Regions from separate parts of the Homo sapiens genome. Here region 2 is linked to region 1. Evidence: chromatin contacts called from ENCODE Hi-C or POLR2A ChIA-PET data. All regions are on one chromosome and are shown on one strand. Each heading gives the region's core, a stretch centred on a gene start or an enhancer-like site at or near the end of the contact. The rest is flanking DNA. Distances are from core to core; before and after follow the strand shown.

Evidence for each region. A loop is a pair of places that touch in the nucleus more often than their neighbours do. ChIA-PET counts read pairs that join two places held with the same protein, here RNA polymerase II (POLR2A). Pooled maps may share reads with other maps.
Region 2: a map of ascending aorta shows a loop between it and region 1 (2.4-fold over the local background). The contact joins two enhancer-like sites. A Hi-C loop is called at or near these places in 4 of 168 maps with a recorded cell type or tissue (IMR-90, ascending aorta, heart right ventricle and 1 more) and 9 of 50 pooled maps. POLR2A ChIA-PET finds 5 or more read pairs at or near these places in 1 of 52 experiments (AG04450).

What each region holds. Positions count from the first base shown.
Region 1 is chr9:88,602,050-88,609,863 of GRCh38, reverse strand. No RefSeq gene overlaps it. Among named protein-coding and RNA genes, the nearest start is that of LINC02843, 46 kb to the left of the region's middle. Within about 2 kb of position 4,928, at least 4 of the 41 ENCODE cell types and tissues checked have a DNase peak (open chromatin) inside an H3K27ac peak, as active enhancers do; they include ascending aorta, where a contact is called at or near this core.
Region 2 is chr9:88,778,285-88,786,098 of GRCh38, reverse strand. No RefSeq gene overlaps it. Among named protein-coding and RNA genes, the nearest start is that of MIR4289, 36 kb to the right of the region's middle. RefSeq lists a silencer at 7,778-7,814. Within about 2 kb of position 3,823, at least 9 of the 41 ENCODE cell types and tissues checked have a DNase peak (open chromatin) inside an H3K27ac peak, as active enhancers do; they include ascending aorta, where a contact is called at or near this core.

The DNA of each region.
Region 1 (7,814 bases), core at 3,679-6,178:
CTCACACCAGACAGAATAGCCATTATTAAAAAGCCAAAAAATAACAGACGTTGGTGAAGTTGCAGAGTAAAGGGAACACTTAAACACTGCTGGTGGAAGTGTAAACTAGTTCAGTCATTGTGGAAAGCAGTGTGGCAATTTCTCAAAGAACTGAAAACAGAATTACCATTCAACCCAGCAATCGTATTGTTGGATATATATCGAAAGGAATACAATTTGTTCTGCCATAGTGACACAGGCACACATATGTTTACCGCAGCACTGTTCACAACGAAGACATGGAATCAACCTAAATGCCCATCAACAGTAGACTGAATAAAGAAAAGTGGTACATATATACCATGGGATCCTACACAGCCATAAAAAAGAATGAGATTATGCCCTTTGCAACAACATAAATTGAGCTGGAGATCATCATCATAAGCAAACTAATGCAGAAACAGAAAACCAAATAGTGTATATTCTCATTTATAAGTGGGAGCTAACCAATGAGAACACAAGGATACAAAGAAGAGAACAACTGGACACCAGGGCTTACTTGAGGGTGGAGGGTGGAAGGAGGAAGAGGATCAAGAAAAAATGCCTATTGAGTATTATACTTATTACCTGAGTGACTAAATAATCTGTACACCAAACCCCCATGACACACAGTTTACCTATATAACAATCCTGCACATATACCCCTAAACCTAAAATAAAAGTTTTTTTAAAAAACTATAGAAAAAGAAGAGCAAACTAAACCTAAGCAAGAAGAAGGAAAAAAATAAACATTAGAGGAGAGATAAATGAAGTAGAGAATAGAATGACAATGGAAAAAATTAATAAAACATAACATAGTTATTTGAAAAGATCAACAATGTTGAGAAAACTTTGGCTAGACTAACCAAGAAAAAAGAAAAAGAGTAGACTTAAACTATTAAAATCAGGAACAAAGGAGATGTTGCTAACGATATAGAGAAATTAAAAGCATTGTAAAACAATACCGTGAACAATTGTATGCCAACAAATTAGACAATTTAGATGAAATGGACAATTTCTGGAGACACACAAGCTACCAAAATTGACTCAGGAAGAAACAGACAATCTGAATAGACCTATAACAAATAAAGAGATTGAGTCAACCCTCCAAAAGCTTCCAATAAAGAAAACCCCAGGACCAGATGGTGAATTCTACCAAATTTTTAAGAATTAGTAGAAATGCTTCTTAGACTCTTCCAAAAAAATAGAATTGAGAAAACTTCCTAACTCACTCCATGAGGTCGGCATTACCATGATACCAAAACCAGATAAAGACATCACAAGAAAACTATAAACCAAAGTCTCTTATGAATGTAGATGCCAAAACACTCAACAAAATACTAGCAAACTGAAGACTGGGCACAGTGGCTCACACCTGTAATCCCAGCACTTTGGGAGGCCAATGCAGGCATATCACTTGAAGCCAGGAGGTCGAGACCAGCCTGACCAACATGGTGAAACATCATCACTACTAAAAATACAAAAATTAGCCTGGTGTGGTGGCACATGCCTGTAATCCCAGCTACTCGGGAGGCTGAGACATGAGAATCTCTTGAACCTGGGAGGCAGAGGTTGCAATGAGCCAAGACGGCACCATTGCACTCTAGCCTGGGTGACAGAGTGAGACTGCATTCTACCCCGCCAAAAAAAAAAAAATACTAGCAAACTGAATCCAGGAGTATATTAAAGATATTATACATTATGTCCAAGTGAGAGTAATCCCAGGAATGTGAAAGTGGTTCCAACATATAAAAATCAGTCAAAGTAACACAGCATATCAATAGAATAAAGGAAGAATATCCAGGTGTGGTGGCACATGCCTATAATCCCAGCTACTCGGGAGGCTGAGGCAGGAGAATCGCTTGAACCTGGGAGGTGGAGGTTGCGGTGAGCCAAGATCGCGCTGCTGCACTCCAGCCTGGGCAACAAGAGCGAAACTCCGTCTCAAAAAAATAAATTAATTAATTAAATAAAGGAAGAAACTGATTCCTCGGTGTGTTGCATTCTGGATTCAGAGCTTTCCACACCCCAATAAATTGCCCTAAGATCACCAATTATAAGTTCACTGCAGAATTTAATAGATTTTAATCTTTCTGTCACTTGATCCCTCAAGGACATGAGGCCTGTTGGCCACATGCTTCTGGTTCTCCTCATGCCTTCCAAACATTTCTTTCCAGTCTCCTTCATGAGGCTTCCTGCCTACTCTTTGACAAGTGACCTTCTTCTGTTCATACTCTAACATCTGCCTGAATACAGTAATCCACATTTTGGTTTAACTGCCACCTTATATCATATCCCAGGATCCTCCCCTGCCCTCCAGACCCATGTATCCTTTTGCCCACTGGATAATGCAAACTGGATAATTCCAAGTTGTTCAAGTTCCACGTGGCTAGAATTGGACTCCTTATCTTCCACCCAAAACCTTCTACTATTCCATGATTATTTGATAATTTAAAAGAATAACCACAAGCCTATTATTATTAAATAGTCCAACCCAGTTGTCCAAAGCACAACCTTGGAAATCACTGCTGACCTCTTCCTCAACAATCAGCATTCAAGAGGTCACTAAATCCTGAGGATTAGTCTTCTGTCACAGCTCTGCCGAAATCTGTACCATCTGTTTCCTGGAATGTTACTTTAGGCTCCTAAGTGAATTTTCTTCTTTTTTTCCCCTTCAATCCGTTATCCACATTGCAACCAAAGTGATCTTTCCGTAACTGATGTGATCCCATGACTCCGAATAATACCCAAGATACACGAACATATACACAAATAATAGTAACAGCATTATTTCAATTCTTAAACATTGCTGGATTCTTTCAGATCCAGCTAAAACACCCCACTTTTGGCTAAAAAATGACTTAAAATTTCTCTTAAAATCCTATACATATAAGGACACCCTCTTTTGTGCCCCAACACTTCTCCCAAACACACATGAACACCTCCTACCTCCTACCTCCTACCTAGCTATGGTCAACCACTCAATACACATCTCCCCTGCATGACTTCAAGGTCCTTGAAGAATGAACCTTATTGTTATTCATTTCTATATCCTCAGGGTATATATCACTGTCTGACATGTTATGAATTAAGAACTTAAGAACTATTTCTACATAGTCAATGGATTATTATGAATTATAATACTATCCCAGACAGTACTAGTTAAAGTCTGCTACTTATTCTGAGACCAGCACAGGGCACCATAATTTAATGTGCACATGGAGAAAGGAGAAAATATGAGAAAAGAATCTAACGTTCGGAAAATTATACTTATTGGGAGACTAAAGAACATCTCAACTTGAAAAATGGAGGCTGAGGAGGGATTTAAATACATCTTCAAATACAGCCATTAATGGTAGAAAAGAAATCCCTGCAGGCTGAGGAGACCAAGCCTCTATTCTACTAACTAGCTATGGGAACCCACGCTTTCTGGGCCCAAGCTTTTGTTCCTGTTAAATTCTAAGGCTAGGCTCTAAACTCCGTTAAAGCACTAGTGCTCTATGATTCTAAAGTTATACATCACATTAAAGCAGAATAAAGAAAAATACACAGGTGTCAGCATAAGGGACTTTGTTAAACCCAGGAAATATTTTCCCAAAGCAGAACTGGTTTCAGAGTGGAGTGACTGTGAGCAGGGCTGTGCAGACTTGCTTGCTGAATGCCCTGATCAACAGAGGAGTTTTCAGTCATCCTGCAGGATTCGTGTTGTGTTCTTCCTAGAGGGAGTAGAGGGGCTTGAGGGAGAGTTTGAGACAGATTACCCAACCTGAACCTCTGATATTTTCATAAACATTATGTGTCAAAGAAGGTCTTCTTTTCCAGAAAGATCACACCAACTTCTCGGGGCATATAGAAAAAAATCAATGAGTCATCATCAATGCTTCCTGTCATCATAATCATGAGTGACAATCCTATAAAGAGTGGCGTGTTATGGGGTGTAAGGGGAGGGGGGGCTTTTTGTAAAAAGATAGCAGAATTTTGTCCTAAAACTAGAAATTCAAATATAACTGGGAATATATTTTCACAGCAGTGTGAACTTTCCTCTACAAATCCGCAGCAGATGACCTCTGTGCTTGATCTTACGGAAGCTGAATGCCGGGGTGAATTCACTGTTTTCTGAAAAAAGATACAAAAAATCCAGATGGCAGCTTATGGCCTCAGTCAACGTTCTGCCATGAGTCCTCTCCAAGTCTATATTTAGCATGATCTGATTGAGTAAGATCACATGCTCAGAGTAAACTCAGTCCAGAATATCAACTATGATTTACTTCCAGAGGCAGTAATAAATCTCCCTGTTGGAATTTTATTCGGTTTCTGCTGGCTAGGTTCTTTGTCCATTTGTATTATGCCCTGAAGCTGTAAATATGTAGAATTAAAATGGGCAAGAGATATCTATATTTATATCTGTTTCAATATTTCTATTTATATCTATCTGCTCTACTGCTTGCCTCCTGCAGAATGAGATTAATCCCTTTAAATATTATTAATCATGGTCATTTGCTCAAGACAATGCAATAGGGGGAATAAACAGCTTCCAGGAACCACCTACTTCACTGTGGATTTCCCACCAAGAAAAATAAATATTGAATTTTTCTCAGCTACTGAAAATAGCAATTCCACCACAGCAGCAGAAAAATAACCTTAGTAGGTAAAGACATTTGAGCTAAGCTAGACTTTGGGAACATAGTGACCTGGTCTTGAGATGAAGCCAAGGGAAATTAGCTCTCTGTCCATTTATGGGAACTGAATTTCAGCGGGAGGAGGAGAGTTGAGCACATCTTGGAAGTGACAAGTTTAACGTTTGCATTCCGGTGATCATAGCCTGCCCTATCTCAGGACAAGGATGTGTGTCTGTCCTTCCCAAAATAACCCTGAGTCTTCTGCTGGCCTGGATAAGCATCCTCACCCAATGATTCAGGAAGGGCTGGTTGGGAAAGGGGCATGTCTAGCCCAGCCCAGATGAGGCCACACTCTTTTACTGGGCTCATGGGGCTCAGGTTCAGTGCCCATTCAAATACAGCCAGATATTTCTTCCCAGATAAAGCAGAAGACTCCACATCTACCTTGTGTACTCCCACCATAAACCAAGTTAGATTGGAAACTTCAATTGACCTTTCTCAGTAAGGATTACTGATAGAATAAAGCTCCAGTCCATTAAGGCAACCAAACATGTAACAAATTAGCTTATCTCCTCTCCATCTACAATGGTACTAGCTATGTTGCATTCTTGGGAAATGGAGAATTAGTCAACGAAATCACTTGTCTGTAGGCTAATTCTCTTTTGGGACCCTGATTGGAAAAGACTATAATTAGAAAGCTTCAGGGATAAGATGAAGCCTTCTGAGACTTGTGGACCAGATCTGTGGACTTCAGTCTAGAACATAGGTGGACACTGGGGTTTTTCTGGATCTTATCTAGTCTTGGCGTGGCAAGCATGCTTTTTGTCCCACAGTGGGGTCTGTCAAGATTTAATAGCAACTGCTGACCTTGCTATTGCAATGCAGGCCTATCACCATATTACTCCTGCTGCCTACAATAGCTGTTCATACGGAGGAAGCAAGTAAGTCAGTGATTCACCTTGGTTTTTGTCCTGTATCCAAGAATTAAGAGTGAGTTCCATGGTGACACAGTGGGCTGAAAATCTTAGTTAAGGGCATTTATAGAGACTTGATTATATGATTTCTTTTTTTGTTGAAATACACTCTCATTGGCTTTATGGTGTGAAGATTACAATTGTGGGTCCTTGAAACAGACAGACCTGAGTCTAGTATCGCTTTGTGTCTTATAAGCTATGTGTCCTCAGAAACATTACTTAGACTCTCTAGACTGAACACAAGGCAGCGAAGGACAGTGATCCCTGAGTGAGCCTCCCTCACCCAAGAGTGAGGGTGGCTGCTCTCCCCCATCTAACAAGATAGAAGTTGAACATAGTTGAGGTGATTCTGAAAAAAACAGTTCTTTATTTGGAGTAGCAAGGAAATTATTGGGAACCAAAAATAAATACTCCATGCAATGTTTCTCAACCTTTTTCCATGTTATTCACTTGTCTATGGAAGGAATAAATTAAACTGCATGATTTTAAAAATTTATATCAGACAAAAATTTATATGCCACTTATTTTCACTCAACAATATATCATGTCTATTCTTTTATGTCAGCGCATATAGATGTATCTTATTCTTTTCAAAAAATTATTTATTAGGTAAGTCAAAATTATATATACTTACATTGTACAATATAGTGTTGGTGCAATGGATAAATCAAGCTATTTAACATTTCCATTACCTCAAACATAATTTGTGATGAGAACACTTAAACTCCTTAAAATCTACTCTCTTGGCAATTTACAAGTATATAATATATTCTTTTTTTATTATTATACTTTAAGTTCTAGGATACATGTGCATAATGTGCAGGGTTGTTACGTAGTTATACATGTGCCATGTTGGTTTGCTGCACCCATTAACTCATCATTTACATTGGGTATTTCTCCTAATGCTATCCCTCCCCCAGCCCCCCACCCCACGACAGGCCCTGGTGTGTGATGTTCCCCTCCCTGTGTCCAAGTGTTCTCATTGTTCAATTCCCACCTATGAGTGAGAACATGCGGTGTTTGCTTTTATGTCCTTGTGATAGTTTGCTGAGAATGATGGTTTCCAGCTTCATCCATGTCCCTACAAAGGACATGAACTCATCATTTTTTATGGCTGCATAGTGTTCCATGGTGTATATGTGCCACATTTTCTTAATCCAGTCTATCATTGATGGACATTTGGGTTGGTTCCAAGTCTTTGTTATTGTGAATAGTGCCGCAACAAACATACTTGTGCATGTGTCTCTATAGTAGCATGATTTATAATACTTTGGGTATATACCCAGTAATGGGATCACTGGGTCAAATGGTATTTCTAGTTCTAGATTCTTGAGGAATCGTCACACTGTCTTCCACAATGGTTGAACTAATTTACACTCCCACCAACAGTGTAAAAGTGTTCCTATTTCTCCACATCCTCTCCAGCATCTGTTGTTTCATGACTTTTTAATGATTGCCATTCTAACTGGTGTGAGATGGTATCTCATTGTGGTTTTGATTTGCATTTCTCTGATGACTAGTGATGATGAGCATTTTTTCATGTGTCTGCTGGCTGCATAAATGTCTTCTTTTGAGAAGTGTCTGTTCACATCCTTTGCCCACTTTTTGATGGGTTTGTTTGTTTTTTTCTTGAAAATTTGTTTAAGTTCTTTGTAGATTCTAGATATTAGCCCTTTGTCAGATGGGTAGATTGCAAAAATATTCTCCCATTCTGTAGGTTACCTGTTCACTCTGATGGTAGTTTCTTTTGCTGTGCAAAAGCTCTTTAATTAGATCCCATTCATCTATTTTGGCTTTTGTTGCCATTGCTTTTGGTGTTTTAGTCATGAAGTCCTTGCCCATGTGTATGTCCTGAATGGTATTGCCTAGGTTTTCTTCTAGAGTTTTTATGGTTTCAGGTCTAACATTTAAGTCTTTAATCCACCTTGAATTAATTTTTGTATAAGGTGTAAGGAAGGGATCCAGTTTCAGCTTTCTACATATGGCTAGCCAGTTTTCCCAGCACCATTTAATCAATAGGGAATCTGTTCCCAATTTCTTGTTTTTGTCAGGTTTGTCAAAGATCAGATGATTGTAGATGTGTGGTGTTATTTCTGAGGCCTCTGTTCTGTTCCATTTGTCTATATATCTGTTTTGGTACCAGTACCATGTTGTTTTTGTTACTGTAGCCTCGTAGTATAGTTTGAAGTCAGTAGTATAGTTT
Region 2 (7,814 bases), core at 2,574-5,073, 180 kb before region 1:
TTGATCTCAATTGTCGGTGTGTTTTTTTTCTTTCGTTTCTTAAGAAAGATCTGGGGATGAATAGAAAAAACATACCACGAGTTGTACTTTTAGTAGTATTTACTTGTTTGAGCCTCTAGGATGTTTGTTTCATAGTCTTTTTCTAGTGGGCAGCACATCTCTACTAGGTTTTTAGCTCACTTTAGATGGAGAGGACGCCTTGGACCTCCTGGTGCTAACAGAATCCCAGAGGCAAAACCACTCAGATGTGGGGGGTGGGGAGTTGACTGATTAATCATACAACATCACAATTTTTACAGATTTTTATTTCTCCCAGGTAATTATTTAAATGAAATATGTCCAAGTTCCTCATATCTCCTCACCTCCACCTTTCCAGCATTTCTGTAGTGTATAACATACGCAGAAGCCGTCTTATTACAAAGTTTTGTTCGGAACGTTAGCAGAAATGATTACACAACATTATATGCAGTACTCAGAGCATAAACATTGGGTGCTACCACCAGCCAGGATCAGTCTGCAAAACCCATTTGCTGTATCCACATGCAAGATGTGGCAGCATGTGATAGTGTGTGAATTAGACCCCACCATTTCTCTTATCTAATCATAACTCTCAATTTGCTTGATTTGATGTTGGCATAAAAACTACCACTTTCTGTATTTCCAGGCACGAGTTTCCAGGGGCTTTGTGAGGCCATTTGCTCCCTGGTGCTCTGGAAATTGACGGGGTTAGCCATTGGTAGAAGCTCCCTGTTCACTATTCAGTTGGCGGCTGCACCCCACAAGTCATTCCCAACACCATAGCAGAGGAGGGGATGTCATCCCACGTTCCAAGATGGCCACCATTTCCTCTCTTATTCCATCTGAAATAGAGGTCAATTACCATACCTAGGTTCCACTGTGGATCCCTCTGTCCTTGGTCCTGCAACCTCAGGATACCTGCAGGGCTGGTGGATGGGGAGGGATGTTCTCCTTGCCATCAGCATCCTGTTTCTCTGAGCACCACCCAGCAGCATTTCTCCCCACTGGCAAAGGCCCAGTTGCAGTTCTGCGTATGTCTTGTTCTCCTTCTTCCTTAATTACAGAACCTTAGTCCTGTAGGAGTTGGCAGTGTATGAACTTGAAACAATATTTTATAGCCTTCTTTGCAGATAAGAGCAGCCATGTGACTATATGTGACCAATAATACGTATGGTGACTCCATGACTATTTTCCCTCTTGTTACTACAAAGGAGTCTTCTGCTGGCACTGGCCTTTGCACTTTGCCGTTTCCTCCTTCTTTGAGGGGGCATGGGCTGTGGAGAAGGTTCAGCCATCTTGTGGCTCTCTGCCAACATCCTGGAGCCACACTCTTACCCTGAGCAACCTACCCCTGGACTTCATGACATGCAAAAGAAAAAGAAGATCTATGACTCAAGCTGGTACATTTGCGTCTGTTACTAGGATCTAGGATATGCATGGAGCCCTTGCATAATACAAACCATCCATGCCATCCTGACCCGCAGTCACTGAGGACCGGGCCCCTTCGGGGACACTCACATCTCTCTTCAGTCCTATTCCACGTTGGTTGGGCTGTGACTTGCTCTGGCCACTGGGCAGTCCCTTGGCCTACAGTGCTCTGCTGACTTCTGTGTCCCTTCATGTAAGGTGACAGGAACCACTGAGGTCTCTTCTGCACTTTCTGAGAGCAGCGCAGAGCTGTGCAGAGACAGCACTCAGGCTCCCCAAGGATCCCTGTCTGCATCCTCCCAGGATGGTAGCTCTGGCAGGGCCTGAGGACTCACCACCACAAGTCTCCAAGTCAGCAGTGAGGTGTCCAGCTTACCTCCTGGCAAACAACCTTCTCATCAAATGGCAGGTGACCTGCCTATCCCTGAATAGCAGGTTTTGGTTCTCTGCCAGCCTGAAGAATTATTACAAAAACCAATCACAACTTCACCCTGGAACCAAGAGGCAGCTCCCTCTCTTGTTACTACAGAGCTTGCCTTCCACAGCCCCTGGCTATTCATGCTGTTCCCAAGTGCAGCCCCCATGTGGCCCCACATGGCCTGTGGTATCCTCCTCCCCTGGGCTTGATTCTACATGCTGTTCATCTGACCAGCCCAGCACTGGGTGTGCTGTATTCGTCCATCTGCCTAACCAAGTGGAGGGAATCCCTCTCTCACCAACTGATTGAGGAAGAGGAGATTAAAACCGAATCCCCCTTTACTCCCCCATGGGAGGAAGTCTCTCCCCACCACTGCTAACTACACACACCAGTGACTCCCCTCCCACACTACCTCTTTTTCCTGGGGAGCAGTCGGGGTCTATGACAACAGGCCAGTCCTGCCTCCTCCAGGAGCCGCACAGTAGACCCTGGTCACTGGCAGCTCACTGGAGAATGTGGTGAACGTGGGACCTTCGCTTTTAGTTATAACAGGAAAAGCCCCTTATAGAGAAGAGAAACAGCCTCCTACTGACGTGAGAAAAGAGGCTTAGAGGAGACAAATAGGGCTGCAGGTCAGGATGGGGGTGTGAAATGACAGTGGCCCCTTTAAACCTCTCCCTCCTCCTCCATTTTCTTCTTTTGTAAAAATATCAAGCCCAGCAAATCTCCTATTTGGGAGAGAAAAATAAAAGAATTAGGGAAAAGTAAAGAGGAAAATAGCATGTGAAGCACCCCTTGCTGTCTCCCATTCTTCAGCCATCAATCAGACAACTGACGCTGTGACTATTTCCAAACTTGAGTCATCTTTTTGTTACAAAAAGGTTGGCCACAGACCTGGTTTGGAATTTTCACTATTCAAGCCATTATTTGTTGTGTCAGCAAAGCAGTCAATTGTGTTCAGAGTCATCGGTTTGTTCTCTGAGTCTAATTTGAAAGACATGAAAACACAAAAGTACTCGGAATCCCTAATTAGGTACCTCTGTGCAGGCATTCCCCAATGAAGCTACCTTTTGATGGAAACCATCCGCACAGAAACATTGTTCACTGTTGGTGGCCATTCATGCCTCTTTACGCTCTTGTCCATTTGTGAAAACAGGGCTAGCCTCTTCCTGCCCCCAGGCCCACTGTAAATCCAGTCGCAGCCTGGGTCTCATCCTCCAAACAAGAATGAGCCAGTCGGACCATGCTAGAAAGGGATGGGCGTTTTGTTGGGATTTAAAAAGGAGAGTGCATCTTGCAGACCACACAGCAGAAGGAAGCTGGACTTGCTCAGCCAGTGGTTGGGGTCTTCCCCTCCACTCTTCCCTTCCCCATTCTTCATTTCCAGCAGCTGCCCCTTGCCGCACTGCTCCTTCACCCACACACTTTTTTGTTTTTTGTTTTTTTGTTTTGAGAAGGAGTTTCACTCTTGTTGCCCAGGCTGGAGTGCAATGGAGCAAACTTGGCCCACTGCAACCTCCGCCTCCTGGGTTCAAGCAATTCTCTGCCTCACCCTCCTGAGTAGCTGGGATTACAGGTCCCTGCCACCACGCCTGGCTAATTTTCTGTATTTTTAGTAGAGACCAGGTTTCATCATCTTGGCCAGGCTGGTTTTGAACTCCTGAACTCGTGATCCACCCACCTCAGCCTCCCAAAGTGCTGGGATTACAGGCGTGAGCCACCACACCTGGCCCACCCACACGTTTTATAAAGTCTCCTCTATTGTCCTGGGCAGTCTAATGCTGGGTGCAGCCTGCTATGACCTTCACAGTGAGGATAACACACAAGATGTAGCTTCACAAGTCCTCTTTGATCAGCAGCCATCCAGCTCTGGTCTGCCGAAGCCTCCTGTTTCCCAGGCAGCTTACTCCAAGGACTCACCGAACAATGCAGAGACAGCAGGAGCCTGTGGAGGGGGCCTCCTGCTGGCAGATAGAACATGCAATCTGGTTCCTTGTGCATACACATGGAGACAGCGTCCTGTTTTCAGTGGCAATATTGTTTTGCAAGCCCCACTTGCTGTGTTTTACCCACACATAAGAAAATAGGCCAAAAAGTCTTCTGGATAACTGTCTTCTTTCATCCCTCTTCTGTTGCTTATTACTGCCTGCCGCCTTTGCCCCTCAGCTGTGCCCTGTCTCCCTCCCACTCACACAGTTTCCGCCTGTCCTCATTTCTTCTCTTTTTTGGGACACATTTAAGATAAGGCCTCACTGTGACTCATCCAGCAGTTTTGTCCTTGGGCCAACCCAACTTCAGGCCATAGGTTATATAGTTATCACTCAACAGCTAGGGAGGGCTCATAAGAGTTTACCACACACTATGACGGGAGGTGTCAACTGAGCATCTGAATACAACAGAATGCTGAACTAGCAGGACTCCCCTGTCATTTGAAGAGAAATCCATTCAAAGAGAAATCCATTCAAAAAGAAATCCACTCAACATCTGGCTATCAACCATCTGGACAGTGCTGCAAGGAGTAAGGGAGTCTGTTATTGCCAGTACTCCAGGAGGAAGGCCAGGCTCAGGAACGATGGAGGGTGGATACTTCATTCTGGGAACCCTGTGAGGCTGTGGACCAGAGATAGTTCCTCTTAGCACAGAAACTGCTCATTTAAAAAAGTAAATTAAAAAAAAAAAAAAAAAGCAATAGGCATAGCCGCCCTGCTCTGAGCAATGTGGAAAAGTGCAATGGTTTTTATTCTCACTATGTATCAGGATCACCTAAAGAACTATGACTGTAGATATTGATTATCAACAGTTGCTAATATCTCTAAAAAAGAGACAACCATTCTGTATCTCTTGCTAAATGGACACACCCCCCAGGTTATATTCTTAATAAAAATTGAAACCTGAAGGAGATGAAGCCTCTAGATCTAACTAGATCTATCTAATTGGATCTAACTACGAACTAACAGGAAATATGTGGGACAGAGGAACATGATAATGACAACACCTGGATGCAAAACTGATAAAAGAAAGCATGATTCACCCTGAGAGCTACTCTATCCTGAGAGGATAAATGACCTGTTGTCTCAACAAGTGTATGCAGAGACAGGCAGAGAGAAGAACTATAGATTAACAATGAAAGAGCCTTATTTGGATTTTGATTCAACAAACAACCTATAAAATACCATTTTATTTTATCCAGATAACTAGACATTGACTAGGTATTAAGGAATTATTGTTGTGTTTTTCAGGTGCAATAATGGTACTGTGTTTGTGTTTCTTAAAAAAAAATTGTCTTACATTTTAGGGTGGTATTCTGACATGTTTAAGATGAAATGCTAGGAATTTTGAGATTGGCTTCAAAATAAGCCAGGACTGGGGAGAGAGCAGAGTGAGGGTGAAAATTGGATGGCCAGGAAAACAGTGATGTTTCGGTATAAGTATTGTCCCACGTGACGTTATATTTTTATTAAAAAGTCATCCATTTTTTACCTGAAATTCAAACTTAACTGAATGTCCTGCATTTCTATTTGGTAAAGCTGGCAGTTTGCTAGGTAAAACGCACTTGATTGTATTGTTCTCTCTACTGTTTTGTGTACTTCAAGTAAATAAATGAGGTGAAGGTTTTTAAAAAGCCTCCTCCAACCCCCTCCCTGGAGATCTGAAGTTATAGGAGTGGTGGTCCTTTGTAGCTGAGGCAGGTAGAGTGGTAAATATGCGTCATTCTTTAGTCAGCACCTCTGGTGGTTCTGATGCAGACAGATGCAGGTTGTTCTTGGGGACACTGGCTGAATGAGATGGACACAGGCCTGTAATTCTGGGCTTAGGGGCCAGCTCTATGGTTTTGGGACAAATTACTTATCAGCTCTTGAGCCCTCATGGAAATAATAATAATAATAATAGCCACTGATGAGGTCCTTATGAGGAGTAAGTGAAATTATAAGATCTGAGCTGTAAAGCAGCATCCAAGTGATAATTGGGTAATCAATAAATGTGAAAAGATGAAGTTTACCATCGTCATTTTCTAAAGTGTAGTTTGGGACATAGTATTTGCCTTCCAACATTAAATACAGGCCAAAAAAAGTTAATTATCAATATCAAAAAGAAACACTGTGGTTGAGAAAGATGTCTCAAATTGAGAAATAAAGCCACTTCTTAACAATTAGGAAACATAAAAAGGACAAAAACAAGTTTTGAAATAAAAGTGTGAAAAATAAGTCTTCGTTAATAGGCAGGAATCCTTTTAATAAACACCTTGCAGCCGGGCGCGGTGGCTCACGCCTGTAATCCCAGCACTTTGGGAGGCCGAGGCGGGTGGATCACGAGGTCAGGAGATCGAGACCATCCTGGCTAACACGGTGAAACCCTGTCTCTACTAAAAATGCAAAAAATTAGCCGGGCGTGGTGGTGGGCGCCTGTAGTCCCAGCTACTCATACGGAGGCTGAGGCAGGAGAATTGCTTGAACCTGGGAGGCGGAGCTTGCAGTGAGCCGAGATCACGCCACTGCACTCCAGCCTGGGCGACAGGGAGAGACTCCATCTCAAAAATAAATAAATAAATAAACACCTTGCACTTATCCAGGAGCAGCTGAACATGTTGCACAGCAGATCAAGCATGACCCTGGGGTTTTGTCTACACCTCTCTCCACCCTATGCCTGAGAACTCCAAATGAGGAGTCCATGGGCTCAAAGTTAGGGAACGTGGGCTCTAAAGTTTACCTGTAACTTCCTAAAGTCAGAGCTCTCTAAGCCTCAGGTTCCTTGTGTGTAAACTGGAGATGAAACATGGTTTCCTTCAAGGATTGGAGCATCTAGTGGACTAATTAAAGTGAGCAATGTCAGGAACAATGGTCATATTCCACCCTCTTGGAGGAAACTCCCAATGGTCCCATCCTGGTGGGTGGCATCCATGTCCCCAGGGAACTTGGCATCCAGGCCCAGGGCTGGAGGGAGCAAGCCTGGGAGAGGGGTGGACTCATAGTCCAGCAGAAGCCTCTGATCTCTCATTTATCTATTCCATGTGGCCAAGGAGATAGGTTCAAAAGAAGCCTGAGGATGAATATTCTCAGTGACACCAGATATTAAGAGGCACAGGTTAGGACTTCCCTTTACCCATGTTCTACTCCACTGTTCCACTATTGGTCTTTTTTTTTTTTTTTTTGAGACAGAGTCTCACTCTGTCGCCCAGGCTGGAGTGCAGTGCTGCAATCTCTGCTCACTGCAAGCTCTGCTTCCCAGGTTCAAGCAATTCTCCTGCCTCAGCCTCCCAAGTAGCTGGGACTACAGGTGCCTGCCACCACACCCAGCTAATTTTTTGTATTTTTAGTAGAGACAGCATTTCACCATGTTGGCCAGGATGGTCTCAATCTCCTGACCTCGTGATCTGCCCGCCTCAACCTCCCAAAGTGCTGGGATTACAGGCGTGAGCCACCACGCCCAGCCTATTTGTCTTTTATTCTTCCTCTTCAAGATGGCTCTCGACATCACTTTAGTGAGTGTCCTTTTTGTGAAAATACATGTATTGAGAGACAGGAGCCCTGAGCAATTGGCAGTGACCCTGTGTGTGTCAGCCACAGCCCAGGGACAGAGTGAGGGTCAGCACTGATCGTGGCCAAATGGTGGGGAGGTTTTCAGACAGGCGTCAATTCTACATGTGGCTGCAAACAACTGCGTCATCTTGGTTGAATGTCTCCACTTTCTACCATCCAGCTTCCCCGCAATGAAGTGTGCAGAACTCACTGCTGCAGGCCAGGCCACACTGTCACTATCACTAAGATGACCGTGCCTGTTCCCAGGACTGTGCACAGGTTACTCCCTGAGATAAGGAGGTGGGCATCCCCTGCCTGTTCCAGGAGCTCTGAGGTGTTAGCTGCCCGTTCCTTCCAGGAGAGTGGGAGAACCCGGCTGGGGAGGGTGTGAACCCCACAAAAGACATCTCTCCCCAGTTCTCACTTCCTGATGC